2 separate regions of the Homo sapiens genome follow, and region 1 is linked to region 2. A link is an interaction called in ENCODE POLR2A ChIA-PET data of the cell type or tissue named here. Cell type or tissue: IMR-90. All regions are shown on one strand.

Evidence for each region. Peaks named below come from ENCODE experiments on the same cell type or tissue, not always from the same donor. Only the 100,000 strongest peaks of a DNase experiment are listed, where the experiment ranks them.
Region 1: POLR2A ChIA-PET joins it to region 2 with 30 read pairs; 3 of 35 experiments call an interaction of 5 or more read pairs at or near these places.

The regions. Positions count from the first base shown.
Region 1 is chr3:11,283,518-11,286,017 of GRCh38, reverse strand. The region is part of intron 3 of ATG7 (autophagy related 7); the gene reads right to left. Among named protein-coding and RNA genes, the nearest start is that of ATG7, 12 kb to the right of the region's middle. In IMR-90, no CTCF peak of the experiment used is centred here; no DNase peak of the experiment used is centred here; H3K27ac peaks cover 259 bases.
Region 2 is chr3:11,095,490-11,097,989 of GRCh38, reverse strand. No RefSeq gene overlaps it. Among named protein-coding and RNA genes, the nearest start is that of HRH1, 58 kb to the left of the region's middle. In IMR-90, a CTCF peak has its summit at 1,897; DNase peaks (open chromatin) are centred at 989 and 1,289; H3K4me3 peaks cover 739 bases; H3K27ac peaks cover 1,086 bases.

The sequences.
Region 1 (2,500 bases), 190 kb before region 2:
CAGGATTATAGTCTTCAGAAGTGCCATGGTCTTAAAAGTCAAAGGGAGACAAGGAGCTGTCCCAGACTGAAAGAGACCACAAAGACGTGACAGCTGGGGACCACGTGTGATCCTGGGATGATGCTCCACTATAAAAGGACATTATTGGGACAAAAACTGAATGGGAGTCTCTGGGAGATGGATAAATAGAAGGTATCTGTCTTATTCTTGTAGAATTTCTGTAAGTTTGAAACTGTTCCAAAATAAAATAGTAAGAATAATTTTATCTTACTATTAAGATAAAAGCTGTGTGTCACACACAGCTTTATACGTTGTTCAACAGGCAAAACCAATCAACCTGACAGAAGTTAGAATGGTGATTACAGGGTGAGGTGGAGCTACTGACTTGAGAAGGCCACGAGGAAGGCTCCTGGGGAGATGGAAATATTCTGTATCTTGAGCTGGGTGGTGGTTACAAGGCATATACCTATGTAAAAAGCCACAAGCTAAACATTTGCTATCAGTGCACTTTATGTATGTTATCCATGAATAAAGAAGTAAAATAGGGCTGGGTGCAGTGGCTCACACCTGTAATCCCCACACTTTGGGAGGCTGAAGGAGGACTGCTTGAGCCCAGGAGTTCAAGACCAGCCTGGGCAACACGGTGGGCCCCCATCTCTACAAAAAATAAAAAAAAATTGCCAGGCACCTGTAGTCCCAGCTACTTGGGAGGCTGAGGTGGGAGGTGGGAGGATCACTTGAACCCAGGAGGTCGAGTCTGCAGTGAGCCGTGATTGTGCCACTGAACTCCAGCCTGCGTGACAGGGTGAGAATCTGTCACAGGAAGGAATTTAAAAAAAAAAAAAAGGCCGGGCTTTTAAAAAAAAAAAAAAAAAAAAGGTGGCTCACACCTGTAATCCTAGCACTCTGGGAGGCCGAGGTGGGCAAATCATGAGGTCAGGAGATCAAGACCATCCTGGCTAACACGGTGAAACCCCGTCTCTACTGAAAATACAAAAAAAAAATTAGCTGGGCATGGTGGCGGGCGCCTATAGTCCCAACTACTTGGGAGGCTGAGGCAGGAGAATGGCGTGAACCCGGGAGGCGGAGCTTGCAGTGAGCCAAGATTGCGCACCTGCACTCCAGCCTGGGCGACAGAGCAAGACTCCGTCTCAAAAAAAAAAAAAAAGGCCAGGCACAGTGGCTCACACTTGTAATCCTAGCACTTTGGGAGGCCAAAGCAGGATGATCACTTGAGCCCAGACAAGACCACTCTAGGCAACATAGTAAGATATCATCTCCACAAATAATTTTAAAAAATTATTATGGAGTGGTGGTGCACGCCTGTGGTCCCGACTACTCAGGAGGCTGAGACAGGAGGATCGCCTGAGCCCAGGCAATCCAAGCTGCAGTGAGCCATGACTGCACCACTGTATTCCAGCCTGGGCAACAGAGCAAGACCCCGTCTCAAAAAATAAAATAAAATAAAAAAGTAGAACAAAACCCCTATCTTTAAACCATACCAGTCCTACGAAGAGAACCTTCATTTATTCATCCAACAGTTAACAGATGACCTACTTAAATTTAGCTTTGGTAAAAAGCAATTCATTACTCTAAATAAGTAGCCTAAATGAGAAATCATTTCCATAAAGTTTTCTGGCATTTTGTGACTAAAGAAGCTAAGGATGGAATTATTTTGGCTTGGCTGCTTATAGAATTAATTGAAGCAGGAGTGCTTCCTGGAGTGAGACCGCCCAACCATTCTCCCTCTAGGATTGGACACAGCAAATAATCAAGCCAGTATAGGATTTTTTAAAATGAAGAAGTGTAGGATATTTTTTAATGAAGAAATACAGGATTTTTTAAATGAAGAAGTAATTCACTTTAAAGTGAAGAAGTAATTGTAGAAAATAAAAAACAGAGGGAGAGAAAAAAACAAAAACAAAAAGAACCTGTCTTTAGGGGAAGCTAGACACACAGGCCTCTAGTTTCCATAAACCAGCCTGACAATGCTAAAAATTATCACACTCTGATTTTTCTGTGTGTTTTAGTTTTTTGTCTGTTTGCTTTAGGAGAGCAGGGGAGTTTTTTTGGTTTGTTTTTCTTTGAGACAGAGTCTCGTTCTGTCGTCCAGGCTGGAGTGCAATGGCGTGATCTCGGCTCACTGCAACCTCCGTCTACCGGGTTCAAGCGATTCTCCTGCCTTGGCCTCCCACATAGCTGGGATTACAGGCATGCGCCACCATGCCCAGCTAATATTTGTATTTTTAGTAGGGTTTTGCTTTGTTGGCCAGGCTGGTCTCAAACTCCTGACCCCAGGTGATCCACCTGCCTTGGCCTCCCAAAGTGCTAGGATTACTAGGCGTGAGCCACCATGTCCACCACAAGCAGGAGAGTTTTTAATGGTTCAGGGAAAGGATGCTAAAAGGAGAGGTAATGTAATGCAGTCAGGAATCAGGTCTTTATACAGATGAACCCGAGTGTGGATTCCACCTCCACCTCCTATTGGCTGAGAAGCCTA
Region 2 (2,500 bases):
GCAGCCTTATTCATAACAGCCAAAAGTAGAAACAACCCAACGTCTACCTCAGGAGGATGGATAAACAAATTGTGACATATTCATACTATGGAATATCGCTCAGTAATAAAAAGGAAGCAGCTGGCTGGGCACAGTGGCTCATGCCTGTAATCCCAACACTTTGGGAGGCCGAGGCCGGCGGATCACGAGGTCAGCAGATCAAGACCAGCCTGGCCAACATAGTGAAACCCCATCTCTACTAAAAATACAAAAATTAGCTGGGTGTGGTGGCACATGCCTGTAATCCCAGCTACTTGGGAGGCTGAGGCATGAGAATCGCTTGAACACAGGGGCGGAGGTTGCAGTGAGCCGAGATCGCGCCACTGCACTCCAGCCTGGCGAAAGAGCAAGACTCCGTCTCTAAATAAATAAATAAATATAAAAAAGGAAGAAGCTACTGCGACAAGCCCTACATGGATGAGTTTCATACACATGATGTTGAGTGAAAGCAGCTAGCCCCTGAAAGTACTTATTGTGTAGTTCCATTTATTTGATGTTCCACAACAGGTACATCCAATTCATGGTGATAGAAATCAGGACAGCAATTGCCTAAGAGGGTTAACTGGAAAGAAACATGAGAAAACCCTCTGGAGTGGCAGCAATGTCCTATATCCTGAGAACTGTGTTGAGTACACAGGTGTATACACTTACCAAAATACATTTATCTGTGACCCAAAATCCATGCATCTCAATATATGTAAATTTCACTTCAATTAAAAAAAATGTAAAAAGTGAGGGGCAGATGTGATGACTTAAGGGACAGTGTCTGGAGCCCAATGAGAAGAGCCAGGATTTCAGGGCTAAAGCGTTTGACTCTAGTGTTTTAGGGCCCTGGGGAGCCATGGGAGGTGTTGAAACAGGTTGCAGGAGGACCTGGCTCAGTATTGCCATGTGTTCCGGGCACACTGTGGCTCCCTCAGCTCAGCTCTGCTGCTTTGGTGGCTGAGTCAGCTTAGCCCCCAGTGTCTGGGCTTTCTCATCTGCCTCCTCCTTCCTGCAACACCTTGGAAAGCTTGTCTCTGAGGAGAGGCTCAGCTGGAGGCAGGGCACCCTTGGCACCCCTCTTCCCCCAACCGTCCCCAGCCCCCGGGGGACCAGGAGTGAAGAGCCTCCCCCACAGCCACAGCCCCTGCTTTCCTAAGCAGAGCGCGACGGAGGCTTCTGTTAAATCTCATTTGGAGTGTTACCGCCAGCCCAGCGCCCGCTCAGACTTTCTCCTCGCTCAGCGTGGGTGATGACTCACTGCGGGGGAGGAGGCGAGAGGCGCCTGCTCTGCCCAGGGAGGTCGGCTGCAGCTGTGGGAAGAAAAGCTGCCCATCCCTGCGGCGATGTGGGGTTTCCGCTCCCAAACTGTCTGCTTTCTATTCCATCCAGGCAGGATGAAGGAACAGAAAGGGCTTGAATTTTAGGGACAGACCAAGCTGGAGGACATCCTATGCAAGCCTCAGATTCCACATCTGTAAAATGGAGCGGAGGCACCTTAAGGCTTTGGGTACACGTCAGTTATTGGAAGGCTGCTCTTTACGGGAACGTGTGGGTGGGAAAGCAGGATATGGAAGGGTAGTTGGCTGAGCACTGAAGCAGCCTCAAGTAAGTTTGGCTTTGGTCTGACCCACTGGGGGCTATAGAATTGGTCATACCCCATTAAATTGTTCCTGCCCCAGCTGAGATACGGGCAACCTTTTGCACCCCCATGTCAGTCATTAATATGGGATGCTCTTGGAGGCTCCCAACCGTGTATGCTCCTGTTAACAGAGACAGGAGAATGGGGACAGCTGCGAGCTATTACACAGCTGGAGGCTAGGCACACTGGCTTAGTTCTGCAGCCCCAACGGCGACTCCTACAGGAGGTAAAATACCCACTGCCCAGAACTTACGTTGAGTTCACAAAATACGCAGTGAAGAAATAGTAACTCTATTTCAGCTGCATGAGAAAGACGACTTAGGAACATAAATGCATGTGTCCTGCCTACTGTAGATCGAACAGGGTTGGACCCAGAGCAGGCTGAGAATCTAGTCTATGTGTCTCAGCAGGAGCAATAGCAAACATACTTAAGAGCCAGAGGCTGGCAGAGCAGCTGAGGCCTGGAAGCTCCCTTTAGTTCCTGGATCATAAGGAAGTTTGGGGTGACCAAGGAAGGTGGTTGGGGTAGTGGTGGGAGGCCCTCAGGGACTTGGGACAATGGCTGCCTACCATCTGGTGTCACCAGCTTGCCTATCATTCTGCCTTACTTCCATGCACCTGGAAATGTTTGTGCACACCTATCCTGAGCCAGACCATGTATCTCAAGGGAGATTTGGTCACCGGCCTACACCCTTTCCCTGTCTACTACGTGCAACTTGAGAATTGGCCACTGGGCATTACCTGGTCTATCCAACACATTAGTCGGTTTTGGATGGGGCTTTCCAGAAACTGAGTTAGAAATGTCCCTGGGATGTCACTATCTCCTGCTAAAAGCCG